2 separate regions of the Homo sapiens genome follow, and region 2 is linked to region 1. The links are chromatin loops, found by intact Hi-C in ENCODE. Cell type or tissue: PC-9. All regions are shown on one strand. Links, peaks and the distances in the headings refer to the core of each region. The heading gives the core; the rest is flanking DNA.

What was found. Hi-C counts contacts between places; a loop is a spot of excess contacts. Peaks named below come from ENCODE experiments on the same cell type or tissue, not always from the same donor. Only the 100,000 strongest peaks of a DNase experiment are listed, where the experiment ranks them.
Region 2: a loop joins it to region 1, with 9 times the contacts of the local background. A loop is called at or near these places in 2 of 110 quality-filtered maps.

Annotation. Positions count from the first base shown.
Region 1 is chr18:23,325,297-23,340,634 of GRCh38, reverse strand. All of the region lies in intron 13 of SLC35D4 (solute carrier family 35 member D4), which reads left to right. Among named protein-coding and RNA genes, the nearest start is that of SLC35D4, 100 kb to the left of the region's middle. RefSeq lists an enhancer at 9,695-10,363. In PC-9, for the core only: no CTCF peak of the experiment used is centred there; a DNase peak (open chromatin) is centred at 9,374; H3K4me3 peaks cover 1,846 bases; H3K27ac peaks cover 2,406 bases.
Region 2 is chr18:23,222,393-23,237,730 of GRCh38, reverse strand. CABLES1 (Cdk5 and Abl enzyme substrate 1) reads right to left here. Exons shown (of 10, transcript NM_001100619.3): 5 at 3,027-3,123; 6 at 1,680-1,836; 7 at 486-589. Among named protein-coding and RNA genes, the nearest start is that of CABLES1, 95 kb to the right of the region's middle. RefSeq lists enhancers at 1-158, 5,661-5,710, 5,831-5,990, 10,979-11,078. In PC-9, for the core only: no CTCF peak of the experiment used is centred there; a DNase peak (open chromatin) is centred at 6,160; H3K27ac peaks cover 727 bases.

The DNA.
Region 1 (15,338 bases), core at 8,048-10,547:
AAAATAACTTTTCATAGCTTGCTCAGAATAAGTCTCTTGATTTGGTTTCATTTATATTTTCCATTGTTAGAATTTCATCTTTCATATACACAGGACCAAGATGAAGGTGGCCCTCACTCTTGGGCTGTGCAGTGCTGGGTTGGTGCCTGAGTGTGAACAAGCACCTCCTCAAATGCCGCAGCCTAGGCACCTCACTTGCCTCCCCTATCCCTTCCCTAAAACTATGTCATAATGTACTGCTGGCCTGAAACAGCTGGCAACTCCAGGGGTTTTAAGATATACTTGATTTTGTTTTTTTTTTAGAGACAGGATCTCTCTATCACCCAGGCCAGGGTGCTGTGATGCCATCATGCAACTGTATCCTCAAACTCCTGGCCTCAAGCAATCTGCCTGCCTCGGCCTCCCCAGTGGCTGAGACTATAGGCACGCACCACCATGCCAGGCTAATTTTATTTTTTTGTAGAGATGAGATCTTGTTATGTTGCCCAAGCACTAGATTCTTACAGTTTGGGTGATACTAGAGATGTCCTGGGCAGTGATAGGAGAGAGGCATGCACGGAGGCTCTAGTCTTTTCCATGAGGTGCGTGGTAGAGAGACTGGGATTTCAGGGGGAAAAAGGAAAGGAAGAAGTACTCACTGTTTGACTTTGGTCACTATTCGCGGAACCCCTTTGCTCTAGTCTGAATGTCTATGTTCCCCTAACATCAATACCTTGAAATCCTAAGCCCCAAGGTGATGGTAGTAAGAGGCGGGGACTTTGGGAGATGAGTAGCTCATAAAGGCAGAGCCCTCATGAAGGGCATTAGTGTCCTTGTAAAAGAGGTCCCAGAGAGCTGCCTTGCTTCTTCCACCTTGAGGATGCCGTGAGAAAGTGCCATCTCTGAGACAGCAGCCTTCACCAGACACGGAATCTGCAGGGGCTGTGACCTTGGCCTTACCAGCCTCCAGAACTATGAGAGACAAATCTTTATTGCTTGTAAGCTACCCAGCCTATAGAATTTTGTTATAGCAGCCCAGATGGACTAAGACACCCTGTAATCCTCCATTGTTTCATCTGTAAAGCAAGGAGTCTGAACTAGAAAGATATCCAAAGATAGTGCACAAACGTTGTGATGATAACAAGCTCTGACAGTGCTGACTATTGTATCTGGTATTCAAGACTAAATGCTAATCACATTTACATTGAATTGTAGCATTATATAATGATCTGCTAGGAACTATATTATTAATTATCAGTGCCTACTTAATAAAGCATTTGCCAGATTTTAAAATTATGTAATAAGACTGATTAAAGTAGGAAATATGCAGCAATCTGACCTTTCACCCCTGTCTCCAAATTCCACCTTCTCTTGTGGATGATTGTGTTGTAAATGCTACAAGCAGTTAATTGGATTGTTTATCTCTCTTTTTGCTTTGTTTGGACAGTCAGAATTTATACTTATAGGCTAGGTGTGGTGGCTCATGCCTGTAATCCCAGCACTTTGGGAGGCCAAGGCAGGAGGATTGCTTAAGGCCAGGAGTTCAAGACCAGCCTGGGCAACATAGCAAGACCCTATTTCTACAAAAAGTTTTTTTTTAATTAGCCAGGTGTGGTGGCTTGTACCTGTAGTCCCAGCTACTTGGGAGGCTGAGGCAGGAGGATTGGGATTGCTTGAGCCAGGAGTTTGAGGCTGCAATGAGCTATGATTGCACTACTGTACTCCAGCCTGAGCCACAGAGTGAGACCTTGTTACACTTATGGCATGAGATTTTCCTTCCTATTGCTCCTTAGGATGGAATGGTGTTCATACTGTCAGAGTGAAAGATGGGCAAAGCCTTCTTAGATATGGTCCCATGTAAGTCCTAGAACCTGGAGCGCATTGTGGGTACAGAAGTTGGGCACAGAGTCAAGGACCCGGGGGGACATATTGCAAAATTAGAAAATGCTAGAACCTGTGATCCTAAGTGTTTCAAAGCAGAATATATGAGATAATATATGTGAAAATGGCTGGGGGGTGGAAAAGTGCTCTGCAGACACAGAGCATTATGTAGAGTCATACAGACCTAGACCAAGACTTAATTTGAACCCAGCTTTTGAGTCTTGTCTGCCACTTTCTAGGTGTATGAATCATTTTTTCTCATCTGTAAACAATGCAATAATAATGTCTATGTTATTGAGAGGATTAAATAATATGTAGAGAGCCCTAGATTAATGAGAGCCAGCAGTTGGCAGGTCTTCCTTGACTCCATCAATCTGCTGTTTTAATTCTCTCATGAAATTAACCAGTGATTTCCTGGGTCTGAATTTACTGTTTGTATTCACTAGTTCTAGGTAGTGAATTTAGTTGTGGACTGTCTATTCTAGACACTACTCAGAATTCAGCATGCATGAGGACAAGGTCTCTCACTGCATATTTAATCAGTTATTGTCTCACAGAAGAAGCAATTGATGCATCATTCACAATGTTTTTAAACCTATATAAAGAGTCATTGATTCAGAACATTTGCTCTGCATGTGAAAATATATGTTTGGTGGTTTCCATGGAGACCACCCTGCTGGCTGTTCTGTGATCACTCACTAGCCTTAATTATACACTGGAATTGCCAGGGATCCTTCAAAGCTGTCTCCATAACAACGCCTCCTTGTGGGTAACATGACCGCCATCCCTGACCATGTCTCCCATATAGGAGTTTCCCTTAAGAGTTGAAAAGAGTCAGCTGGTTAATTTCAGCCTCTTTTTGATGTATCCTTATGAAGATCTCTTAGCTGCCTAGGAATTTTTCTGAGTTTCAACTTCCTATCTCTCCTGCTATTTTTCCAGGTTTCAGGAGCTTGGGTGAAAGTAATAGCAAGGCCTAATGTCTTTCTTTCTTCAGTGACATGTTGACATTGACATGTGTCTTGATCTATTGCCACAATATTGAACTAAGAAGGAGTCTTGGTTATGTCACTTTACTAGACAAAATTAAACCTGTTTGAAATATACGATGAACTCATGAAAGTGTTATCAACAGATGTTATTAAGATTCCATGTTCAGAATTTTAGAATATCTCCAAGACCATTGGTAAAACTCTCGATGTTTCTGGTGGAATTAAGAGAAAAAGATGAATTTTTTTTTAACGTGGAATAATCACACAGATTTCATGACTTCTAAATAATGTAATTTTTTTTTTTTTTTGAGACGGAGTCTTGCTCTGTCGCCCAGACTGGAGTGCAGTGGCATGATCTCAGCTCACTGCAAGTTCCGCCTCCTGGGTTCACACCATTTTCCTGCCTCAGCCTCCCAGGTAGCTGGGACTACAGGTGCCCGCCACCATGCCCAGCTAATTTTTTTTGTATTTTTAGTAGAGAGGGGGTTTCACCATGTTAGCCAGGATGGTCTCAATCTCCTGACCTTGTGATCCGCCTGCCTCGGCCTCCCAAAGTGCTGGGATTACAGGCGTGAGCCACCGCGCCCGGCCTAAATAATGTAATTTTTTACCCTTCACTAATTTTTTGAGATACATTTGTAGGGAAGTTTCAAGGCTTAACATTGACTCATACCTTGAACTTCTGAGGAGGTGACAAGTAAACAAATCTCTCATAGTCTGTAATCATAGTTCTTATAGGTTCAATTTCTGGTACACACACACACACACACACACACACACTACAGGGGAAATCATAGAAGTATGTTTACAAAGCCCATCACACTTTGCTCTCACTAGGTCAAGTCTATGCTGAACAGAGTTGGTTCTCTTCATTTTTCTACTTTGTATTCTATTACTGCTGTTATTTCTTTCTTTCTAGTCATCCTTGCATTATCATCCTGATTCCCACTATCTCTTGGGTGGGGAGCCTGTTACTGTCTTTCTCCACCACCTGGATGGTGAACGGTAATCACAGAAGAGGGGGCTCCTCTCCCCAGTTCACTATTTGAGGTTCTTCCCATCTTAGCTGCTGAGGACACCTCACTCCTCCTTCCCATCACGTTTCGAAGCTCATTTCAGATATAACTTTCTTATAGCAGTTTAGCATTCCTTTTCTTCCTTCAGTTGTTATTCAACACCTTCATATGTTCTGGAAGGGTCTGATGAAAATACATTGTTAAACCACATGAAGCTGTACTGTAATGTAACTTTTATATTGAAAGACCATGCTTAAAAAATCTAATTATGGCTGTTCCCTAATTAAATCATTTTTCTTTTTCACTGTCTCAGCGGCTATGGCAATAAGAATAATTTTTCATGGAAAATTAAAACCTAGAGGCAGCAGCATAATTTCCTTTGCAGACTCTCGCTCGGCAATAATAACAGCATGTCTGATGTCTTTCCATGACATCACTGATGAGGCGACAGGAACATGAAGTGGCAAGTTTGGGAGCTGCCATTCGCATGGAAACAGCCAGCCAAGAAGTTAGTTATCTGGGAGTTGTTTGTTTATGAACAAGGTTTTCCTGCAGGGAACGTGGGAGGGGAAATACAGTTTTGGATTCAGGAAAAATTTTTAAATTCCATTTCCTATTGTCAAAATAATTCATAGAGAAATGAGTGCTATGAGTGGACATTTTGCTGTTTTGAGTAAGGTTCTTGTTTTTTTTTTTAATTTCCAGTTATGTTGTCTTCATTTTTTCCGAGCTATTTTTAATGCCTTTGATCATCACAATCTTCTGTGTTGCAAAAATAGGATAACAATTCTGTTTCACAACTTCTGACTTGAATGAATTCGCTCATTTATCATTTGTTCATTTACTGGGGAGATGTCCTTACTTTCTGTAAACTTCCTGACTCTAAGGTTTTTATGGGTGCCGTTAGTGTCCCAGATAATTTTTTAAAAAATGAAAGTCGTTTTTGCAACATAAAGGCCAGTTAATTGGGAATATTTGCACGGCCTCCTCTAGGGGATGAATTGATGTGTGCTTGGTTTATTGTAGTATGGTGTCCAATAAATGAGTGTGGGGTGAGTACTCACTCAAAAACTGATTTTATTCTGCACACCTTTGCACTCCTGTCAGAAACAGAGAAAGGTGGAATTCTGCATATATCTCGTAAAGTAACTTCATTGCCCCATTTTCCTGTGATATACCCATTCCTTCCTTTCTTTGTGCCATTTATTCTATAGGGGTTCGGTTTTCTTTTTAAAGACCCTCTGTGTGTATCCCTAAAACTAAGTTCCCTAAGGTGTGGCTGAACATAGGGTAGTTAGCAAAGAGCACAGTAAGTTCTGCTGGTGCCCCAACCAGAGGGCGGACAATGGCCAGGACCTATGGCCTGTGTCAGCAGAGTGACTGCCATAGTCAAAGCAGACCTAGATGAAGCAGCTCTTGGGAAATTTGAAGGAGTAGACTTTTTTATGGGAAAGCTAAGTTTGGATGCATCAATGATAGAAAGGCATGACATGTAAATTTGGAAGAATTTTAGCAGATATTTACTTGGTACAATTTTGTGAAAATAACTGTCTGTTACATTGTGCCTTAGAGACATCTTGGTGGCCTGGTACCCGGATGCCTCCTCAGACTTGTTTTCCTGTTCTATCCCCAAAAGTGGAATTTGTATAAAGTGTAGTTATTCACCCATTTTTTTCCTGCTTAAAATTGCTCTCCTCTCTTACAAAAAGTAGTCCAAATTTGCTTTTTCTCCTTCTTGCTTGCTTGCTTTCTTTTTTTTTTTGAGACAGAGTCTCGCTCTGTCGCTCAGGCTGGAGTGCAGTGGCGCGATCTCAGCTCACTGCAATCTCTGCCTCCCAGTTCAAGCAATTCTCCTGCCTCTGCCTGCTGAGTAGCTGGGACTACAGGCCCGTGCCACCAAGCCCAGTTAATTTTTGTATTTTTTTTAGTAGAGATGGGGTTTTACCATGTTGGCCAGGCTGGTCTCGAACCCGTCCGACCTCAAGTGATCCGCCTGCCTGGGCCCCACAAAATGCTGGAATTACAGTCATGAGCCACCGTGCCCGGCCGGCCCCTTTTCCCCTTCTTCACTCTATGGTGGCACTTTGCGCTAACCTGGTCGTTCTTTAGATAAAGATGTTTGGTGTTGTTTTGTTTATGTATAAGTAGACTGTGTCTGATTTTAAGGCCAGACAGTGAAGTACGAGCAAATTGTGCTTGTTTATAGGACTCCAAAATAGCCAGTTAGTCAAGTATGCAACAAGAAAAGTTTTTAAGTCAACAGCTAATTGCTTTGTATCACATAAATACAACTAGCCATGAGACTGAATTTGTAATTTTGGTTGTTTCTGTGCAGTTTGACAGGAGAAGGGTTGAAGGGGAGGATTGTGTGGGGAACAGGGTCTCCCTGGCCACATTTCCATGTCAGTCTTCTTGTGTGAGCTCTGGGGTGGTGTGGGGTGGGGATTGCTGCACAAGGAGCAGGCCCAGGGTTGCATCTGTGTCCAAGAAGAATTCTGTCTTATTTCTTTCCTGCCTCACCCTCAGGCCATTATTCCCTACTTAGGGCTTTATGTGTTTTCCGCACAATTTTCTGGCATGGTTATGGTTGGCCTTGAATATAGTAGGTGATTAGTCAATATTTGATATATCAAATGCCCACCACTTTCCCTTTTCTCCCCTTCAGGAGAAGAAAAGTAAAGGAAAACAGAAAAATAATAATAATCAGGTAACTATACTTCCCAGCAATCCACCTGCTCTATCAGCCTGTGAGCCCAAGGAAGGCAGGGCACATCCTACTCAGGGTTACATCCCCAGCACCTAGCAGAGCACCCAGAGGCATAATTTGAATTGCAAAAGAGTTGGTGATTTTTACAGTACTTCCAAAATTTGTAGTCCAAATGGAATTAGGAGCCATTATTTTCAAGTCTCAGGTTAGTCCTTTGTACGATGACTACCCCTCCACCTCCAGAAAAGAACAAAATAATTTACTTTTTCAATGTTAGATTTATCTTCTTGGAATTTGAAGTCTTCAGTTTCAGTGATGCAGTCAGCAGTTGCTACCTGTGCCTTGCCTTCTGCCCTGAAAGGGAGGGTTTGTTATCTGTGAAAACGTATTTTTTCCTTCAGGTGGGAGTAGGGGTGTTCTGGTAGCTTCAGGCCTTGCATTCCCGCCTTGGGAATTTCACTGGGAGCAGTGTTGATCTTATTATTCCAAATTGCCAAACATTTGCTGCCATTTGGCTGTGCCATTCAGAGCACTTTGCTTCCTTCATGCACTCTTGAAATGTTAGGTTAAGGGAGTACAACACTTTGGCAGTTATTAAATTTCGTCTTTCTTTAGAGTATGCTATATATATTCTGTGCTTCATAGATAGCTAGAACACTCCATAAATCAGAATAGGAGTTCACTTTTAAGCACTGAGAGAGTGCCTTATTTTATCCCCAACAGTTAACCAGCCCAGTTTTGAGCCCATAGGCAGACAGTAGATGCATCTTTGATTGGGTTATTGAGCTATTGCTGTGTGAACCACCCAGATCTGATCAGTCCTAATTATTTGAAGGCTGTATCTTCTATGAAGTCAGCCATGTTTATTATTATTTTCCTCAGGTTATAGTTGGGCTTTTTTAAGAATGTTTACTCTAAGAATTACATAATATATAACCTGGTTTCAATACTTATGCTTTTTATGAAGGTTTTCTTTTCCCTGAAATTTTTTTTTCATATTGCTTTGTGCAAAGATGTTATGTCAGCAAATGTATTCAGCAGGTGTATAGAGTGTCCTATCTTATAACCGGCTGTGGAGATGAGACTATAGAGAGTAGTGACAAGCAGCCCAGCATTTCGGAGACAGAAAGACCTGGGTAAGAATCTCATTCTCTGGCAATATGACCTTGGAAAAATCAAATAACTTATTTATGTGTCAGTTTGCTTATATGTCAAATAAGAATAATTGCATACACTTCACAGAAATGTTGCAAGAATTATTTAAAATAATGTATGTTAAGCAGTTACTGTTAGCTTTTTTTTTTTTAATCAATTTTTGAAGTATCTCAGCGGACCTGATACATCATTTTATCTAACATTTTGGAAGTGCTACACTGGTGTTTAAAGAAAAGGGAAAAAAAAGTCAGTCCTGAAGATTGTTAGATGAGTCCTCTGTTGTTAGGTGAAATTTCAGCTTTCAGTTTATATTTGGTTGGTAGTAAGAGAATGGGGAATTGAGAAAATGTGGTATTAACTCTGATGTGGAATCACACACCCAAAAGAATGGTTACAGTGAAAAAAATTGACAATACCAAATGTTGGTGAGGATTGTAGAATGATATTTATGCTTTAGAAGTACCAAAGCTAAACAACATCTACATAATACAACATCTACGTATTCCCCCTCCTCAGTATTTACCCAAGAGAAACAAAGACATATGTTCACAAGTTATGTTCAGTGTTGTGGAATTAGATGGTGGTGGTAGCTGCATAACTGTGAGTATACTAAAAGCTATTGAATTGTACTCTTCCACAGGGTGAATTTTATGGTGTGTGCATTATATCTCAGTAAGCCTGTTATTTTTTTAAAAAAAATACATGTTCAAGGCCAAGTGTGGTGGCTCACGCCTGTAATCCCAGGGCTTTGGAAGACCAGGGTGAGAGGATCGCTTGAGGCCAGGAGTTTGAGACTAGCCTAGGCAACATAGTGAAACCTCATTTCTACAAAAAAAAAAAATTCTTTTTAAATTAGCCAGGTGTAAAGGTGTGTGCCTGTGCTCCTAGCTCTTTGAGAGGCTGAAGTGGGAGGATTGCTTGAGCCCAGGAGTTCAAGACTGCCGTGAGTTATGATCACTCCACCACACTCTACCCTGGGCAACAGAGCAAGACTCTATCTCAAAAAAAAAAAAAAAAAAAAGACATGTTCAAGAAAATCCATGGCAGCTTTATTCATAATAGCACCTAACTAGATGAAATAGTCCATAAATTTCATCTGTCCATACAATGGAATCCTCACTGCAGTAGGAAAGGGCACATGGCCACAGAGGGGATTCGGGATGAGTGAATGGATTGGGAGGAGTCTGCGGAGCCTGGTGCAATGCTGGGAAGGGCCGGTGTCTCTGTCCAGGTGGCAGCTGTGTGGGTGCTAATGGGTATAAATGCTCAGCAAGCCATGTACTTGAGATTCCTGTGCCTCCTACACTACACGGTATTTATGTTATACTTCAGTTTTAAAAATCGGATGTGGATGCTGTAATGGTGCGGCGCTCAGAAAGCAGAGCCCAACGTGCTGAACCTGCCCTCCTGTTTGTTGGCCACTGGGAGGAAAAACAGGCCCGGCAGCTTCCCGAGCAGAGCCCTGGGGCCTCTTGCTTTGTGGTGTCTCCTGTACTACAGGTGGTGGCGGGGGGCAGGTTTCACTTGCTGGGAAAAGGACACCTTGCTGCTGGGGCCTTGTTATTCTGGGCGGTGGCCACCGTTTCTCCTGAAAGTCCTGGTTGGAGAGGGTTTCTAACAGATCTTCAGCTCGGTGCCAAGGTAAAGAAGGTGAGCTCAGACTTCCCGGTAGCATTGCAGAAGCGTTTCTTCCTTTGGTCCTGCCCCACACGGGCGCGCTTTTCCTTCAGGGGCTGTGACTAATTATGGAAAACGGCACACCTGCCACTCTCTCAGACCATGAGGTTTAACTGAGTGAACACCGCTGTTCCGGGGCTCTGCCTCTCGCTGAACGCTCCTGCTGGGCTGGGGCCTCCCGAGTAGCTGGAAGTACAGGTATGAGCCACCACGCCTGGCTAATTTTTCAATTTTTTTGTAGAGATGGGGTCTCGCTAGTTGCCCAGGCTGCCCGTGGGCCTTTTCTGAAAGGCTTCACGTTGGTGGCTCTCCTCTCGTGTGGGTGCTGCTTGAGCGTCTGACTGTGATGGTGGTAAGCAGTCTCCCAGGGAAGGGGTGCTTGTGTCTGGACCCCCCGTGCTTTGCTGCTGTTGCATTTTTCTTTACATGTAACTGTACAATGTAGAAAACACCTCCAGGAAACTGAGAGGCTGGTGGAGACTAATGGAGAACAGATGAACGTAAGGGAAGTAGGTTGTCACGGGAGCCAGGAACTCACTCTGCAGCTCCGCAGAGCGAGCCGGCTGTCAGGGTGCACCTTAGGGACACCTGCAGCCCAACCATCCGGAGAGCTGAATGCCAGGCGTCCCCAGACATGAGCAGGCATGGGCTGGGGTGTGGAAATGCAAATGGCGTGGTTTCCTGGTCAGAGTTTGAATTTTCCTGTAGGTATTTAATGTAGGGGGTATTCACCATTATTGAAGCAAATAACTTTCCCCTTAACTTGTGACTTTAATTTTGACCCATGACATCTCTAGAAAAAAAACCTTAGAAACCATTTAGTCCACTATCTTCATTTAAAAAGTTCAAAAGGCTAATTATAGAACATGTAGAAAGTAAATGAAAAAAAAGCTTATGGGACTCTACCATAATAGACATTTTAGAGTATATTCTTTGGGAAATTTTTTTTATACACACATTCCTGAGGTTTTCTGTTTTTACAGAAATGGGATTGTTCTTCACCTGTTGGGTTTCTTTTTTTGTTCTTTTTTTTTATACTTTAGGTTCTAGGGTACATGTGCGCAACATGCAAATCTGATGCATAGGTATACACCTGCCATGTTGGTTTGCTGCACCCATCAACTCATCATTTACATTAGGTATTTCTCCTAATGCTATCCTTCCCCCAGCCTCCCATCCCCGACAGGCCCCGTTGTGTGGTGTTCCCCACCCTGTGTCCAAGTGATCTCATTGTTCAGTTCCCACCTGAGAGAAAACATGTTGTGTTTGGTTTTCTATCCTTGTGATAGCTCAGATTGATGGTTTCCAGCTTCATCCATGTCGTGCAAAGGACATTAACTCATCCTTTTTATGGCTGCATAGTATTCCATGGTATATATGTGCCACAGTTTCTTAATCCAGTCTGTCATTGATGGACATTGGGGTTAGTTCCAAGTCTTTGCTATTGTGAATAGTGCTGCAATAAACATACATGTGCATGTGTCTTTATAGTACCATGATTTATAATCCTTTGGGTATATACCCAGTAATAGGATTGCTGGGTCAAATGGTAATTCTAATTCTAGATCCTTGAGGAATCGCCACACTGTCTTCCACAATGGTTGAACTAATTTACACTCCCACCAACAGTGTAAAAGCGTTCCTATTTCTCCACATCCTCTCCAGCATCTGTTGTTTCCCGACTTTTTAATGATTGCCATTCTAACTGGCATGAGATGGTATCTCATTGTAGTTTTGATTTGCATTTCTCTGATGACCAGTGATGATGAGCATTTTTTCATGTGTCTGTTGGCTGCATAGATGTCTTCTTTTGAGAAGTGTCTGTTACATCCTTTGCCCACTTATTGATGGGGTGGTTTGTTTTTTTCTTGTAAATTTGTTTGAGTTCTTTGTAGACTCTGGATATTAGCCCTTTGTCAGAAGGATAGATTGCAAAAATTTTCTCCCATTCTGTAGGTTGCCTGTTCACTCTGATGGTATTTTCTTTTGCCATACAGAAGCTCTTTAGTTTAATTAGATCCCATTTGTCAATTTTGGCTTTTGCTGCCATTGCTTGTGGTGTTTTAGTCATGAAGTCCTTGCCCATGCCTATGTCCTGAATGGTATTGCCTAGGTTTTCTTCTAGGGTTTTTATGGTTTTAGGTCTAACATTTAAGTCTTTAGTCCATCTTGAATTAATTTTTGTATAAGGTGTAAGGAAGGGATCCAGTTTCAGCTTTCTACATATGGCTAGCCAGTTTTCCCAGCACCATTTATTAAATAGGGAATCTTTTCCCTGTTTCTTGTTTTTGACAGGTTTGTCAAAGATCAGATGGTTGTAGATGTGTGGTGTTATTTATGAGGCCTCTGTCCTGTTCTATTGGTCTATATCTCTGTTTTGGTACCAGTACTGTGCTGTTTTGATTACTGTAGCCTTGTAGTATAGTTTGAAGTCAGGTAGCGTGATGCCTCCAGCTTTGTTCTTTTGGCTTAGGATTGTCTTGGCAATGCGGGCTCTTTTTTGATTCCATATGAACTTTAAAGTAGTTTTTTTCCAATTCTGTGAAGAAAGTCATTGGTAGCTTGATGGGGATGGCATTGAATCTATAAATTACCTTGGGCAGTATGGCCATTTTCACGATATTGATTCTTCCTATCCATGAGCATGGAATATTCTTCCATTTGTTTGTGTCCTCTTTTATTTTGTTGAGCAGTGGTATGTAGTTCTCCTTGAGGAGGTCCTTTACATCCCTTGTGAGTTGGATTCCTAGGTATTTTATTCTCTTTGTAGCAATTGTGAATGGGACTTCACTCATGATTTGGCTCTCTGTTTATCTATTATTGGTGTATAGGAATGCTTATGATTTTTGCACATTGATTTTGTATCCTGAGACTTTCCGGAAGTTGCTTATCAGCTTAAGGAGATTTTGAGCTGAGACAATGGGGTTTTCTAAATATACAACCATGTCATCTGCAAATAGAGACAATTTGACTTCCTCTTTTCCTAATTGAATACCCTTTATTTCTTTCTCCTGCCTGATTGCCCTGGCCAGAACTTCCAACACTATGTTGAACAGGAGTGGTGAGAGAGGGCATCCCTGTCTTGTGCCAGTTTTCAAAGGGAATGCTTCCAGTTTTTGCCCATTCAGTATGATATTGGCTGTAGGTTTGTCATAAATAGCTCTTACTATTTTGAGATACGTCCCATCAATACCTAATTTATTGAGAGTTTTTAGCATGAAGCGTTGTTGAATTTTGTCAAAGGCCTTTTCTGCATCTATTGAGATAATCATGTGGTTTTTGTTGTTAGTTCTGTTCATGTGATGGATTACTTTATTGATTTGCGTATGTTGAATCAGCCTTGCATCCCAGGGATGAAGCCGACTTGATCATGGCGGATAAGCTTTTTGATGTGCTGCTGGATTCGGTTTGCCAGTATTTTATTGAGGATTTTTGCATTGATGTTCATCAGGGATATTGGTCTAAAATTCTCTTTTTTTGTTGTGTCTCTGCCAAGCTTTGGTATCAGGATGATGCTGCCCTCATAAAATGAGTTTTAGAGGATTCCCTATTTTTTTTTCTATTGATTGGAATAGTTTCAGAAGGAATGGTACCAGCTCCTCTTTGTACCTCTGGTAGAATTTGGCTGTGAATCCGTCTGGTCCTGGACTCTTTTTGGTTGGTAGGCTATTAATTATTGCCTCAATTTCAGAGCCTGTTATTGGTCTATTCAGAGATTCAACTTCTTCCTGGTTTAGTCTTGGGAGGGTGTATGTGTCCAGGAATTTATCCATTTCTTCTAGATTTTCTAGTTTATTTGCGTAGAGGTGTTTATAGTATTCTCTGGTGGTAGTTTGTATTTCTGTGGGATCAGTGGTGATATCCCCTTTATCATTTTTTATTGCATCTATTTGATTCTTCTCTCTTTTCTTCTTTATTAATCTTGCTAGTGGTCTATCAGTTTTGTTGATCTTTTCAAAAAACCAGCTCCTGGATTCATTGATTTTTTTGAAGGGTTTTTTGTGTCTCTATCTCCTTCAGTTCTGCTCTGATCTTAGTTATTTCTTGCCTTCTGCTAGTTTTTGAATTTGTTTGTTCTTGCTTTTCCAGTTCTTTTAATTATGATGTTAGGGTGTTGATTTTAGATCTTTCCTGCTTTCTCTTGTGGGCATTTAGTGCTATAAATTTCCCTCTACATACTGCTTTAAATGTGTCCCAGAGATTCTGGTACATTGTGTCTTTGTTCTTATTGGTTTCAAAGCACATCTTTATTTCTGCCTTCATTTCATTATTTACCCAGTAGTCATTCAGGAGCAAGTTGTTCAGTTTCCAGTTGTGCGGTTTTGAGTGAGTTTCTTAATCCTGAGTTCTAATTTGATTGCACTGTGGTCTGAGAGACAGTTTGTTGTGATTTCTGTTCTTTTACATTTGCTGAGGAGTGCTTTACTTCCAATTATGTGATCAATTTTAGAATACGTGCAATGTGGTGCTGAGAAGAATGTGTATTCTGTTGATTTGGGGTGGAGAGTTCTGTAGATGTCTATTAGGTCTGCTTGTGGCAGAGCTGAGTTCAAGTCCTGGATATCCTTGTTAACCTTCTGTCTTGTTGATCTGTTTAATATTGACAGTGGGGTGTTAAAATCTCCCATTATTATTGTGTGGGAGTCTAAGTCTCTTTGTAGGTCTCTAAGGACTTGCTTTATGAATATGGGTGCTCCTGTATTGGGTGCATATATATTTAGGATAGTTAGCTCTTCTTGTTGAATTGATCCCTTTACCATTATGTAATGGACTTCTTTGTCTCTTTTGAACTTTGTTGGTTTAAAGTCTGTTTTGTCAGAGACTAGGATTGCAACCTGTGCTTTTTTTTCTTTCCATTTGCTTGGTAGATCTTCCTGCATCCCTTTATTTTGAGCCTATGTGCGTCTTTGCACGTGAGATGGGTCTCCTGAATACAGCACACTGATGGGTCTTGACTCTTTATCCAATTTGCCAGTCTGTGTCTTTTAATTGGGGCATTTAACCCATTTACATTTAAGGTTATTATTGTTATGTGTGAATTTGATCCTGCTATCACACAGAGCAGGGACTAGATGCTTTGTCCTGAGCACATGCTCAGTCAGTGACCACCAGAAACATGGCAGGGCCACCAGGCATATTGCTGGTCCCCCAGCATTTTGGAGATGGCTGCACAATCAGCAAATCACATTTTGCTGTAGAGATGAATAAACCGAGTTACTAAGGGGTGCTGCAAGGGGATTCTGAAATGCATACTCCTTGCCTTCAGAAAATGTGTGTGTGCCTTGTCCGCAGGCTTTAAGAGATCTTTATGAAAAGTAGCCACTGATGGGCATTGTTTTCTTCTTGATAGAGAAGGACACTTGATGGGCTCCTGGCTGTACCCACACGGGGTGGGGGGGCCCTTGCCAGCAGCTGACGTTCCTTTTGTGGGACCAGGGAAAGGCCACAATTCATATTTCTATATATTTAGCTTTCATGAAGAGGGGTACTTTATACATTGGAGGGGACAAGATAACACATTTCTTTACTCTGGGTCTTTACATTGGACCTTGATGTGGCAGCTGACAGATTTATTAAATTAAAGGCTCTCTGCTTTCTTTGGAACATATGCTTGAATGTCTGTAACAACATTCTCATGTTAAACTTAGAAGATAGATTAACATTGAATGGCTTCTCCCAAGCATTGGTTTGCCAGAATTTTAGGGACACTCAGTGTGCAACTGATCACGCACCTTCTTTGCTTTGGCTGCCAGGAATCATGCGGCCACACTCAAGCCCCTCCTGTGCACAGCAGCCACCCTGGTGTGGTTTTTGTCCTGTCCTCCCTCTGCCTTTCTCTCCTTGGTTTCCCCTCTCCTTCATGTTTCTTACCTACTTCTGATTGATATTTTGTGTCTGAATTGATCTACCTTTTTAAGCTTCTTGAAAATT
Region 2 (15,338 bases), core at 4,774-7,273, 100 kb after region 1:
AGAAAGGTTTTGCATGTAACACCCACAGTGTCCTACTTTCACTTTCCCAGGAGAGAATTCTGTCATCCCCAGCCTGGGGCCAAATGTTTGCTCAGCATGCACACGAAGGCCTGCAGCCACCAAGGAACTCCAAACGGAGCTGGACTTGAACTCAGCGCTACCAGGGATGGGCCTGGTCCTCTCCACGGGGGTTTGTGGAGGTATAAGCTCGGACATCCCCCTTCAGAGGAGAGGGTCCCCCAACCTGAGCTGGTGACTTTGTGGACACTGGCAGCCCAGCCTTGAAAGTGGTGTTTGCAGGCCAGGTGGCCAGCAGGATTCTGGACAGGAGGCAATACTGGTCCTTCCGTGGGCACCCACACCGGGGAGCTCCTCATGAAGGTCCCCCAGGCAGAGCAGTCTTTGAACAAGCCCCCAGCCGGCCACCAACCCAGGTGGGGCAACTGACGGTGCAGCAAACGGAGCCTCCATTCCACGCTACTCACCATGTAGGAAGGGAAGATCAGAACGCGTTTGTGTTTGCCACAAGGCCACTGGGGGTCATCCAAGAGATTTGGGTCATAGTCCATAAAGTCTCCCAGGTCACTACCTGAAGATCACATGCAAAATGCAAAATGATAATTAGCGGCTCCGGACCCTCCCCAGCAGAGACAGCCAGGAGAATGCCAAGTATAGCTGGAATGAAGAAAGGCTGGCTTTAGGGCACTTAGCTCAACGTCACGGCACTCACTGACTTTTATTAGACATCTCCGTGTGCCAGTGAAGTGGATTCTCCTCTTAAAAGGGTTCACCAAATTGTTAACATCCTGACATTTTTTTCCATTTTAGAAAATTATGTCTTAATCTCCCTGGGCCAGGAGAGCAAAAAACTTCACACAGCGTGCAAGATGCAGAAGACACTCTCAGAGTGTGGCCCCGAAGAGGTTCCTTTTTCAAACTTGCAGATCAAATTTGGAGACGCCTGTGCAGCACGATTTGGTGCGAATACTTCCAGGCATGCTATTGTGTCCGTATGAATACAAATCAGAGCGGCCACCAAGGCACAGCTGCGAACGATCAGAGGTGGCCGGAACACTAGGACAGGGATTCAGAACTCAGCACTTGGGCAGACCTAGGGAACTTCACATCCACCTGGAATTTCCCTGAGAGTAGACACGGCACTGCTTCCTAAAGTGTTTTCTCCACGTGCCAGTTCTTACAAAGGTTTGATCAGCAAAGCTGGAAGCATGCAAGTCTTCCTTCAGCCGCCAACTCAGCTCACCCACCAAGATAGGCACAAAGGAAACTCTCACACCTGAACCTGCACTTCAGAGCCCAGATTTTTTTTTTTAAAGTCCGAATTGAGCACCATGAAAATATAGGACAGAACCAGGTCATTGTTGGGGGGAGCTGAGTGGTCAGGGAAGCTGGGAGACACAGCCATCTCTACATGGTGTGCACGGCCTTGGCGTCTCTCCACGTGGAAGCTCAGGCTGTCAACGACTGGGTCATCTGATTAGAGAGAAATCACCTGCGGCTTCATTGCGGGCCTGCATGGCTTGAGATCAGGCTTTCCTAAAAGTCATGTCACCTGCGAGCCCCTGTCTTCCAGTCTGCATCACAGGGAGACTCAATCCCCATGTAAATGGAGGCACCTCCCTCCCACCACGAGCTACCAGACCCAGCCAGGCCAAGGTTACCTGTGTCGAGGCTCCCCTGGGTGCCGCTTGCCCGGCCTATGGAGAGGCTGCGGTGGCTCAGGTTACGGAACTGGGAGAAAGAGGAGGTGGAGTCTATGGTATTTCTCCGGGCTCCAAAGGCATTTGTGGGTAACAGAAATTGGGTATAGGAAACAGTCTAAAAGGTGAAGACAAAAACAGGCCAGTGATTATTCCCAGGCATTGCTAGCTCTGCATTCTGATCAAGCTACAGTTGTCACCCCACATTCAGGTCCACTTTCTCCTATTTGCAATTCTGAAATTCAATGAGATCTGAAAAATGAAATTTGTTTTGGTACTCATTGGTGCCAACACCCAACCTGAACTGACATAAGGCTACAGAGTTTTAATTTATCCCACTGGGTCTGACTATTCCTATTACATGGAAGAAATGTGAATGTATTTGACTATAAGGTACTATCTCAGGACCTGCTGTGGTGTTGTGTAATCCACAAGGCACACGCTGCATTGCTTTTTATAATCCAAGTGCAGAAGCCCAGAACACTTCAGGCCCCAAGAGTCCCTGGTGAGGGCCATGGCCTCCTACCCTGCTCCTCTGGCAGACGCCACATATGACCCTCCACTCCATCCCATCCTTCCTGGCTCCTATGGGAACACTTCCTCGTTAGGGGTGAACAGAGCAAGTGCATTGATTTTCACCTGCCCAGGCGAGCATCTCACATGCGCTCTATCTACACCTTGAGCTCCCAGCAGCCTCATCGGCAAACAAACTACCCCGGGACAGATTCCCCAAGAAACACTTGCGTCATTGCCATACACAGATTTTGAAAGGGTTGATGAGGACCGTCTGGACCCTGCACAAAGGGCAGGGTCATCTTTCAACCTTTCACTCCTGAGACTTCAACCCCACGACTCGTTGCATGTGGATGGAAGAGGAATGTGACCGCCCTGGGGCTCTGTGGTCACAGTGTAAGACTGAGGGTCTCTTAGCTTCCCAGGACCATGGGAAGCTATGACACTTTCTAGTAGCCTGAATATTGCTTGCTGACACCACTAGTTAATAGATGTTCAATCCATTCGTCATTCCATCCTGGAACATGTCTGTGTGTGAGGTACTCAAAACTGTACATTCAGTTGTAAACAGCACTGACAGAGAAATACACATGCTGTGGGAACTCCTGCCATGCTGCTACTCAATCACCGGCTGCACACTAGGGGAGCCGGGCAGGCTGGCATCACATGCCTGGGAATCTGCCCCAGACCTCGAGTCCTCCACCTCAAGAGAGGCTTGTGGGCTGCCCCCCTCCTCTGCTTCCTGACCCTTGTGCCTTCAGCACAACTTGGTGACTGGCAGCCTGGCAGCCTTACCTTCCCATCAGCACCCAGCTCCACACCTTCCAGACCAATGATCTCTTTCAAACTCACTGCACCAGTTGATTGTCTTCCTCCGTCCAACTTCAAGTCCCTGGGAGGACAAGTCAGAGGAAAAAAAAATGCTTTTGTGTGCACCTCAAAGAGCCATGAGGATGCTTACTCCATGAGACAACACAGTCACACCGATGAAAATGACCAGGTGAGCCCTGGTGATGGGACAGCCCGTTGTCCCTCTTCGGGCGCTTGCCAGTGATGCCTTGTTGCAACCACTTTGACATAAATGAAATCCAACTGAACAGAAAGCCTGAAGATGAAGCTGATGGTTTACAGACATCCCTCCCTCTTCCATGAGGCCCCTTATATTCCTAGAGACGGCCAATGAACATGAGGCCAGAGAGCATTCCCTGGGCATCGTGGGACCACAGTTTGCTGGGATCTAGCTGCTGGGTTCTTTCTTTCTTTGTTTTTTTGTTTTGTTCTGAGACGGAGTTTCACTCTTGTTGCCCAGGCTGCAATGCAATGGCACGATCTCGGCTGACTGCAACTTCTGCCTCCCAGGTTCAAGCGATTCTTCTGCCTCAGCCTCCTGAGTAGCTGGGATTACAGGCGCGCACCACCACGGCCGGCTAATTTTTTGTATTTTTAGTACAGACGGGGTTTCACTATGTTGGCCAGGCTGGTCTCAAACTCCTGACCTCAGGTGATCCACCCATCTCAGCCTCCCAAAGTGCTGGGATTACAGGCGTGAGCCACAGCAGCCAGCCTGGGTTCTTTCTAATGCTGCATGAGACCACCTCTCCTTGCTGCTCCCCTTTCTTAGGAGAAATGAATTCTTATCCTAAACACCTACTGGGTTTATTGTTGGTGATGAAAGAATTAATGCCACAGTAGTCACTTCTACCTTGACAGACCACCTAGAAAATGAATATCTTTTAATAGAGGAATAATCTCTAGTAATAACAAGTAATCATTCATTCATTCATTCAGGGATGAAGCCTTGCTCTGTTGCTCAGGATGGAGTACAGTGGTGTGATCATGGCTCACTGTAGCCTCAAACTCTTGGGCGCAAGCCATCCTCCCGTCTTGGCCTCCTAAAGTGCTGGGATTACAGGTGTGAGCTACCATGCCTGGCCAAACAAGCATTTATTTAGCACTTTACTATTTCCAAAGACTCACACATCATTTCTTTGGTTCTTTAAGATGACCCTATGAGAAAGGTACTACTATTTTGATCCAATTTACAGAGGAGGAAACTGAGGCCCTTGGGAGATTGCCAAGGTCACCAGGACGGTAGGTTGGAGAGTTCATCCAATGTCATTTCTAGTACATCACATTGCCGTGGAGATGCAAGATGGACCTATGCTCAGGTGTAACTGCTCACACCTCAAAGGACCACACCCTTCCCCTACGGTAATTTTTAAAATTTGCCACATATCAGAATTGTACGGGGATCTCTGACAAACTGTTATCTGGCTCCCACCCCCAGGCAGTTGGCATGGGCTGTGACCTGGACACCAGGAGTTTTAAACACTCCCCAGGCGATTCTAAACTGCAGCCATGTTTGGGAATGACCAGGTCTTCATGTTCTGACATCCAGTGCCTGTTAGTCAAAGGCACCTCAGACCCACAGCATACTTGCTGTGTGGCCTGGATGGAGGGACCATATTCAGGGGTCATCTCCTACAACCTATGCAAGAACGAATATAAGGCAGGGGCAAATTGCTCCCAGCCAAAGACAAAGTCATCAGGTAAGAAGAGAGGAGGGAGCCAAGCGAGTGGTGAGAAGAGAAGGGAAAAAAGCTATCCTCCAATATAGAAAAAAAAACAGGGATGCTCTGATTCTGTTGAGCCATCATCCTAGTCTCTGGGCATTACATGAATGAGCCGGCTCCCTTATCCTACCCATAATGTGGAGTCTAATTAACAGAAATGCCCAAGACCTTCTGTGCCCAGTAAGTGCTGCATTTCCACAGCAGGCTTCCTGGGAGGCCATGGTAGTGCCACCCTCAAAACATCTCTGGAGTCCCGTTCAGAATCGACACCAAAGTCATGCAGAAGAAAGCCAACAACCAACTCTGTTCACACCCACAAGACCGTCTGCCCTACTGCTGCAGCTGCTATGCAGGCACCCCAGGGCGATTCTCAAAAGGCTTCTTAAAGCAATTAAGGATGGAGATGATGAATGCACAGGGGCACTGGCATAGGGAAGTGCCTACAAAGCAAAAACGTGAACAAGGCAATGAAGCAAAAATACCTGCGGTGGGCAGGGAGGGAGGGGACTGACCACATGCAGAGCAGGACAAAAACAGCAGTGTCTTCCTTTTCATTCAAGGACCAGCAGCTCAGTTCCATGGGCTTCCTACTTTTCCAAAGCCAAAGCCAGCAAGCATGGTCTTCAAATTCCCAACTCCCAAATAATTTTCTCCTTGTTTCCATTTTGCCAGATGGAGAATGTTACTTAGGGCTGAAATTAAGAGAGAAGTAGGGAATATCTTTTTGGAGTGAGTAGGCCAAGGGAAATAAGGAGAATTCCAATAAGCCCATACTGAGAGGGTTCTCAGATGGAGAGCTGGCTGCAGGCAGGGGCAGTCTCAGTCCATTTTCATATCCTGTCTATACAACGTCTGATATGTAACGAACTATTTACTGAGCTGAGCTAGTGTGGCTCTTTGCTGTCTCGCCGGTACTGGTACATGCAGATGGCATGAAACTTGGGTGATTTTCCACTGTGCCCCTTTTCATCTGTCTTCAATTTGCTCACAGGCTCACTGCTTCCCCGGGGCAGCCTTGTCCTGGCCAGCTGTCTGCCTGCCGCCAAATGTGCACATCACACATCACAGTTAACAGAACCAAACCAGTCGCGCCTCTTCCACACTCCCCTTCTTGGCATTTCCTCCAAAGGAAATGAAGCCCTAACAAAAAAAAAATATAGTCATGTGCTCGTATAAAGTCCAAGATTCTATTCCATGAGATAAAACCCAAACCCATTTAAAGAAACAGGGATTCTTAGAAACAGGGATTCCAGTGGATTGTCCAAGCGTCTCAGCGACACTTGGGACCACAAGAAAGACGGGCAAGGCTCCACCAACCCTACCCACAGAACTGGTCCCTCGAGAAATAACGTGACTCACTGCAGTCACCACTTCCCCCTGGCTTTCTACTTACGTCATTCTACTTTCTAAATTGCTAAGGCTAAGCCGAGTAAGAAAATAAGCAAGAATAGTGGGGCCACCCTCAACTGCTACTGGAGACACGTGAGGCTTGTTACAGACCAGTGCCACGCAACAGAACTTCCTGTGATGACGGAGATGGTCCTTATCTACCGTGTTCCATACGATGGTTACGTGTGGCAACTAAGTGCTTGAAATGTGAACAGTTGACTGAGAAACTGAATTTTTATTTAATTTTAATTAATTTAAATGTAAATTGCCACATGTGGCTAGTGACTACTAAGACCCAGTGCTTCCTTGGCAGGACTTTTGCTACCCTTATTTTATAAGTTCCTATGGCAAGATAATATAGTCATAGATACTCAGTGACATGGATTTGGTCTCCCAGTTTTCTTCCCAAGAGTGGCCTATTTTCTGCCTATTGCCTCTGGGGATGTTTAAATTACAGGCCACTGCAGAGGGAGCAGCAGTGCAAGATTCTCCTAAGTCGGAAGGGAAATGACCATGGGGTCCATGATCAAATGGGACCCATGCCTTGCACCATCAGCACCCCAAGAACAGGGCTCCCAGCCATGATAAAGATTCGTAATTCACATCTGGCACAGAGCAGCAGATCTTTTTGCCTGGAGGGGTCACGGGGCGGGTGTGACAGTTTTGGCAGTGCTAGGGCAACCAAAGGAACAACAACCAGCATGTGTTCCCCAAATCCTAGGCATTACAGTAGGTTCCAGGCCCTTCTTTGCACAATACTGGAGATGGGGAGGGAGGAATGCCCAGTGAAAAGTGAGTCTCAATTTCCCCTCAGCCTTGTAGAAGGGGGGTTTACAGTTCATATTAAGTAGATTTAAAAAGAAGAAATGAGGTATTTCTTGTACGCCAAAGCTAGTCACACTTCAAAACTTCGCTGATACAGTAATAAATATCATCTCAGCTCTAGAACACTGACAGCTTCGTGATGGCAGAGGGCAACTTTTCCACGCTTTTCCTCCCTCAGATTCAGGGAGAGGTTATCACTAACTTCAGGGCTACCATTTTGCTGGCCTGGAATTAAGAGCATACACGTACAGGCGTGGGCATAGTCAGCCGTCCACAGAAAACAAAACAGATCTCATTTCTAACAATGTCAGTTTCTTATAGGTTTTTTTTGTTTTTGTTTTGAGATGGAGTCTTGCTCTGTCACCCAGGCTGGAGTGCAGTGGTGCGATCTCAGCTCACTGCAAGCTCCGCCTCCTGGGTTCATGCCATTCTCCTGCCTCAGCCTCCCGAGTAGCTGGGACTACAGGCGCCTGCCGCCATGCCCGGCTAATTTTTTGTATTTTTAGTAGAGACAGGGTTTCACCATATTAGCCAGGATGGTCTCGATCTCCTGACCTTGTGATCCGCCCGCCTGGCCTCCCAAAGTGCTGGGATTACAGGTGTGAGCCACCGCGCCTGGCCCTTCTCATAGCTTTTTAATTTGTATATGTTAAGACTCTTGGGATCTAAAAAATACATCTTTCACAAAGAGGCTGACAAACTTTTCCGGGTTCATTCTTCTTAGGTAAGGGCTCTGATCAATGTTGCTGGAATCTTTCTGATATTAACATGAAACATGAAATTGCTGTTCTTTGGTCGTACTTGACCCCCATAAACAGCAGTTTCACATTGTGCCACATAGCTTAACAGCTCAGGCAACTGCTCAGTCTTTATGTGTGAGTGAAAAGCAGGCAAGACCCATGGTCTTTGCTGTCCCTCTCTTTTGGAAGCCTAGAACGTTGGAGTTGCATGCAGAAAGGAACTCTGAATGGTGGAGATTCGCTCCAAAAGAATCTTTTAAAAACTCCAGTGAGAAAGAATGAAGCAGAAGTCCCAGTGGAGTGTGATGAAATCTTGGTATTTTCTAAGATCATTGTTCTGAATTCTCATTAAAATGGTATATTAAAAATAGAAATATCTGTTTGGCTGAAATGCCAGCACTAACTCTCCAGCACCAGGAAATAGAGCTAGAGAATGTCGAACTGCAGCTGAAAGTAATTAAAAGCAAACTGAAGTTGAAGTTTTCACTTTCTTTGAAAGAGCCAGATTTTTCCCAGACACATCTAGTGTTCAAATACTAATTTATTTTTTAATAATTTTTGAGATGGAGTTTTACTCTTGTTGCCTAGGCTGGAGTGCAGTGGTGCGATCTCGGCTCACTGCAACCTCTGCCTCCCAGGTTCAAGCGATTCTCCTGCCTCAGCCTCCCGAGTAGCTGGGATTACAGGCGCCTGCCACCACACCCGGGTAATTTTTGTATTTTTAGTAGAGATGGGGTTTCACCACGTTGGCCAGGTGGTCTTGAACCCCTGAACTCAGTTGATCCGCCCTCCTCAGCCTCCTAAAGTGCTGGGGTTGCAGCCGTGAGCCACCGTGCCTGGCCCTACTAATTTACTTATATTCCACTTCCTTTTAAAAATGGCATAGAGGCAAGTTCAAATACTACACATGAATATTGTCTAAAGTTGTGTATATTAGGTTAAAATGTTGCAGCTTTTACTCAGAGGTGAACACGGTTAGTCAGGTTATAGGAAGTGATCTCATTTCTACAGACACCCTAACTGAACTACTGGCAAGGAACTGTGGACGATGCAAGGTTGTCATTCCTTCTCTCTACAGTCCTGGGTAGCGCTGCAGCTTAGCCACATGTACCTAGAGGAGCTGCTTTCACATTCTGTGCAAGTTTGTGAACTTCTGCAGAGGCTGTAGGCAACAAGCACACTGAAAATCCAGCACAAAGATATATACTTTTTTTTTTTTTTTTTTTAAACAAAGGCTGACATTTAAAACTGGCCCACGGGGGTGGGGGAGTGGGAGTGACTGGAGGGGGTAAAAGGGAGGGACTCAGAAGATGGGGGTGGGGATTAAAACAGGAGGTAAAAGCACATTTGGGGAGACAGCCAAGCAGCAGTTATACCGTTAAGCAATGAGCAGAAAAACAGGCTGGTTCATTTTGGGAGTGTAAACTCATCCTTCATAGGATGGCACCAAAATTAATTTAATGTAGCTCTCCTTGAATGCCTGTAATTTCACTGTTAGAAACCCCTGGACCCCTGTCTTAGTTTTGGCTTCTTCAGCACAAAGCACACATGCACAGCTGTGGAGTCACCTGATCAAAGCAGGTGGCTAATCTAGCTATCTTGGGGCCAAAGGGGAATACCTAGGTCATTATTAATCATAAAACGGCCGACTCTGGACTTCATCTTTTGTAAAAGGCAAAATGATTTTTAGTTTCCTCTTCTGTGGCTCCCTGGCAGAGGCCCAGCCAGCTGCTCACTGAGCCATAATGCATGAAACAGATTCTGACAGGAAAACAAGATTCCCTATTAGATAACAAGAAGTTCAAGCTATGGCCCTTTCCTCAGGGAGCATGATCAATGAACTAATTAATATTACTCTCTTAAAAAAAGACAAGACTTAAATATCTAACACCTGGAAACTAGATGGAAAAAGTGTGATCCAATTAACTAGGTTCCAAGGCTTTCTGCTTCCAAAATGGAGTGGTCCTGACTTCTCTCCACCATCCTTTCTCTAATGGTGCTCTAAGCCCAAGAACTTGGAACACCTGCCAGGAGCTCCACTAGGCGCTAGCTCTTCAAAGGACAACAATAGGTTGAACACTTTGATGTGTCAATAATTTAAAAGCCAATTAAATATTAACAGGATTTCCAGACCCTTCAAAGAGAATAAGGAGTGAGAGATTTCCTGCACCTAAAGCAAAGCCTGAAAGCTGGATTACGAAAGGAAATACCACTTGTGAGCTAAATTTTAATTAAGAGATTACACATGGGCCGGAAGTCGACGACACAAGTCTTCCCCTTAGCTTAAGAGTCCCGTTTGTTGCCCTTCCGATACAGTGCAGCTGCCATCTTGGACCAGGCCTGCTTGCTGACATCAAGCAGAAGGTGCCTCCAGAGTTCAGAGACAATGGAACAGGGTCCACAGTTGATGGACAAAAGTGAAGTCAAAAGCAGCTTTTAGTCTAGAAGTCCCTTCCCACTCCCACTCAGGACTCCATCGATAAGCCATAAGCCATCCCCTGCAAGGGCAACTGGCAGACAATGAAGGGGTCTTAACGTAGCTTATGACCAAATCTTTGTCTAAAGGCAGCTCCTATAAACAGCCAGATAATGGCATGAGTCATCCATGAGATCATTCCAGAATCTGTCTCTGTGTGGGAATATGCTTGGTGTGAGGAAAGAAACACAATTTGTGAATGTGTAATTTTCCACAACAAAAATTTTCTGGGGAAAGTGGGTGGGGAGGAAGGGGGCATGGGCCTGGAGCCAGGCAGGGAGCATTTAGGCTTGAAGGCTCTAAGAATAGAAGACGCTGTTCTCTGTGTCGCAAAATGATCAACACTCAGGAAATGGACCCAAGCGGATGACCTCATCTGAATGCCCCCAATGCCAAAAGTTAAGGATATAAACACCATGTGGAAGCTGTTGACAATTTAAAAACACACCCCCCAGAGGCACCTTGCAACTCCACTGGGAAGCCATCTTCTTCATCACATGGTCTCTGATGCATCTGTAGTAAGTAAGTGACTCCTGCGACTATCATACAGTCAAGTATGGTTATCTTAAGGGGTGTGAACCTACACACACATCACAGAAACTCTTTTTGCTGGAATCATCTAGTTTGGTGATTTCACATAACCTCCAATCTCAAGTTTACTAGGTTCTCTCCTACTTTCTTCTGGTCGGATCCATGTGTACAGAAATACCAACCCACATCCAGATCTCAGGAAGTAAAGAGCACTTGGTGGCTGGTGTCGGTTCCCTTATGCATAGGGACAATTCTAGGACTAGTTCTCCATACAACACCTGCAGTCTCTCACTCACCAGTGGGTCGTGCTCTAGAAGCTCCTGGGCTGGCAAGTTGGAACTCAGAATGCATTTTTCATTGATGCAGTAAGTGGAGATTAGCCTACCCAAGGCTCTCTGAGCCTATAATGTAACTGAATCAGCCCAAAAGCAAAAACAAGAGCTCGGGTCATAGAAGCAAAAGGTCAGAGGGTGTATGAGGGTAAAAAAATAGGAGGAAGTTGAGTCTCTCCTCTTGGTTTCCTGGTCCAGGCTTGACCCTCAGGAACTTTTTTTTTTTTTTTTTGAGATGAAGTCTCACTCTGTTGCCCAAGCTGGAGTGCAATGGCACGATCTTGGCTCACTGCAACCTCCACTTCTCAGGTTCAAGCAATTCTCCTGCCTCAGCCTCCCGAGTAGCTGGGACTACGGGCACATGCCACCATGCCCGGCTAATTTTTGTAATTTTAGTAGAGATGGGGTGTCACTATGTTGGCCAGGCTGGTCTTGAACTCCTGACCTTGTGATCCGCCCACCTCGGTCTCCCAAAGTACTGGGATTACAGGCATGAGCCACTGTGCCCAGCTGAGTAACACTTTAAAGGTCAAGTTTGTATTATTTCACCTTCTTCTCTGAACTTCCCTTTCCTTCTTAGGACTCCAGGACCCTTTCCCCTAAGCTATTCCTGTTTTTCACAATTCCTTCCCTCTCTCTACATGTAAATCCATAAATTCCTTTGCAGGGCCCAGGTTTCCCACTCCTGGCCCTATGGCGGTGGCACAGTAGCCCACAATGGGGGCTGGAAAGCGAGGGGAAGAGAAGTGGTCTTGGATAGAAGTGTTGGACAAGCTGTTTACTAAGTGGGGTCTGCCTATTTAGGAAAGTTGAGAAAGTTGCTTGCAACTCATTTTGTGAGCTGAGGGTCACCAAGCCAAACCACAAATCCACACTAGAAAAGAGAAGGCCGTGACTAATGTGGATAAAAGGCAGAAAGATTCAGGCTGGCCTTGGCAAGTGTTAGTTGAGGAAAAAGGAGCTGGTTTAAGGCTGGGACTCTTCCCAGAAAATGGCATAATTTACAAGCTTCATCTGAGAAGAGTGTTTACAGCTATGGGAAGGTTTGATGTTACAGTTACAGTGAAAAAGCTGGGCAACATCTGTTCCTCTTCTCTGTAATGGGCTTGTTTTGAAAGGTAGGATTTAGCAAGAAAGATCAAAGCAAAACAATGGTCTCCTCACGTTCCATAAAGTGTATGCATTAAGAAAAAAAAAAAAGACTGGAAGGAAATAGACCAAAATGTAAATGGTGGCTTTGTTTAGGAGGTGAGGCTCAATAATTGTTATCTTCCTTTTACTTTTATACATTTTTCAAATAGTCTTTAAGAAACATGTACTATTGAGGAAAAAAAGACTGAATAAAAGCAGATCTCAAGGTGAATCCATTATTTGTAGAATTGCACCACTGACAAACTCACTGTGAACCTGACTGGGAACTGCTAAGTTCAAGTAGATCTAGAAAGAGCAACATAATAGCTCTGTGATGGCCGGGCACGGTGGCTCACACCTGTAATCCCAGCACTTTAGAAGGCCGAGGTGGGAGGATGGCTTGAGCCCAGGATTTTGAGACCAGCCTGGGCAGCATGGTGAAACCCGACTCTACAAAAAATACAAAAATTAGCTGGGCGTGGTGGTGCATGCCTGTCATCCCAGCTACGCAGGAAGCTGAGGTAGGAGGATCGCTTGAGCCTGGGAGGTCAAGGCTGCAGTGAGCTGAGATTGCACTACTGCACTCCAGCCTGGGCAATACAGTGAGACCTTTCTCAAAAAGAAAGAAAAAGAAGGCCGGGTGCGGTGGCTCACGCCTGTAATCCCAGTACTTTGGGAGGCTGAGACAGGCAGATCACGAGGTCAGGAGATCGAGACCATCCTGGCTAGCATGGTGAAACCCCGTCTCTACTAAAAATACAAAAAAATTAGCCGGGTGTAGTGGCGGGCACCTGTAATCCCAGCTACTCAGGAGGCTGTGGCAGGAGAATGGCGTGAACCCAGGAGGCGGAGCTTGCAGTGAGCCGAGACCCCGCCAGTGCACTCCAGCCTGAGCAACTGAGAGAGACTCTGTCTCCAAAAAAAAAAAAAAAAAAAAAAAAGCTCTGTGACTGGACAAAAATGGAAGTGAAACTAATGCTTAATGAATATCTACTACAGCTTTCACATATAATATTTCATTTACTATTTCATTCATCTCCCTGAGGTGGACATTATAGTCCTTTTACGGAGGAGTGAAGCTGGGGTCAGTAAGGCTAGTTCATTTCCCAGGACTGAGGCTTCTGCCTGCCAGCTCGTTCCCAAGCACCACACTGCCTCCCTGGCCGCCGGTGCCCATGGGTACACGACAGCAAGGATGGGTAAGGGCTGTGGTTTTCCTAATGGAGGCACCAAAGGAGGTGGATGGCAGGAGTGGGGATGAATGGGCTACTTGTGCCCATTCCTGATTCTCCAGAAGAGCTCTCTGTTTAGCTGTTTTATTTATTGGAATTCTATGTAAACTGATACTGGAAGAATGGCTTCTTCAGCTTAAAAAAAAAAAAAAAAAAGTGGAAGCCGACAGTCTCCAAGTTCCTTCCAGCTTTAAAAGACTATATTTGAGCTGAAGAGTGCTCCTTACTACGGAACTCATTTTTGGTCTGGCATTACCTTTACCTTAACTATCTTCCACTTCACATACCCTTTAATGAATTAGCTCAGGGCCACCCCAAGCAGAAGTGGCCGTGCAATCTATCCCTGGTAATGATTAGTGGGACTCTGGGATCAACAGCTGTGTTATTTGAAAGGCGTGGGCACAACCCATACCCAGTCTTTATTCAATGCATGCCAGTAAGTCCTGACAGCTTCCTAACACATGCACCTGATTAGAGATGGCCATGCTGGGCTTCAGAAGGGCCTGGCAATAAGGAGTAGATTGTGTGTGGATGAGTGCGGGTGGGTGGTGGCGGAGAGGATGCAGGCAGGGGCTTCAGTCCACCCTAGACACAGAGAGGGGCTCCAGGGACAGGATAGAGCATCCCACTCTCTACAGAACCGAGCTTGGGAAAAATGCCCCCCCGCCAACTTTTTTTTTTTTTTTTTTTTCTGAGACGGAGTCTCATTCTGTTGCCCAGGCTGGAATGCAATGGCGAGATCTCGGCTCACTGCAACCTCCACCTCCCGGGCTCAAGAGATTCTCCTGCCTCAGCCTCCCGAGTAGCTGTGATTTCAGGCGCCTGCCAGTACGTCCGGCTAATTTTTTGTATTTTAGTAGAGACGGGGTTTCATCATGTCGGCCAGGCTGGTCTCAAACTCCTGACCTCATGATTCGCCCGCCTCGGCCTCCCAAAGTGCTGGGATTACAGGTGTGAGCCACCGCACCCAACCAAAAATGCCCTCTTCTTACTCTAGGCTAGATGCAATCTGAATATGTCCTGCTCAATATGGGGCTGTGTGACTTACATGTTGCTCACATGCTGCTGGTTTGGAGATGTTCAGACAACCTGAGTTGGTAGAGGACTAGATAAACCTGTCAGCCAAAAGCCAGGGAATTCCAACAGGGCTCGAGCAAAGACTGCAGAAGCCAGTGTGACCTTATCTAAAGGCCCTTGGCATCCTTGGGCTTAACATTCAGGGTGCAAGTATTTGTAAGCGGCTCTGTAGGTGCAGAGCACTCGTGATCGGAGAGAACTGCACAGGCTGCGAGGCTAATGCGGGGGGAGTCACCTGGCTAGTGGGTGGGAGGGGCCTCGCTGGGGCTTAGCACTTGCATCTGGGTGCAGCTCGACGCCCTCTTTTGTCACTTCAGGCTTAGCAACTTTGACTTTCACTGTGGGTGGGACAGAGTCACTTGGAGAGAAGCAGGACCCTGAGGTCCATGTCAGCTCATCCGTGTTAGCACCTTCTGGGCCTTCCTTATGGCCAACCATCCAACTCCATCCTTTTATGGAGGTGCCCTCAAGGATGAGGTGCCAGGCTGAGGGACCCTGAGAGATGCACTTGCTTCTGCTGAAGCAGTCCGGCTGTCCTTTGTTGGGGCAATATATATCTATATCTATATCTATATCTGTGTATATATCTATATATCTAATTATATATATCTATATATCTAATCTATATATATCTATATATAGATATATATAGAGAGAGAGACAGAGAGAGAGAGAGAACGTGAGCACTATATTCATAAACATAGCAATTCTCGAAAGTTTCAGAAACCTTGCTTCTACTCACCCAACACATAAAACCAGAGTGACCACTACTTTCTGTGCACAGTGCTGCAGATACCTTGA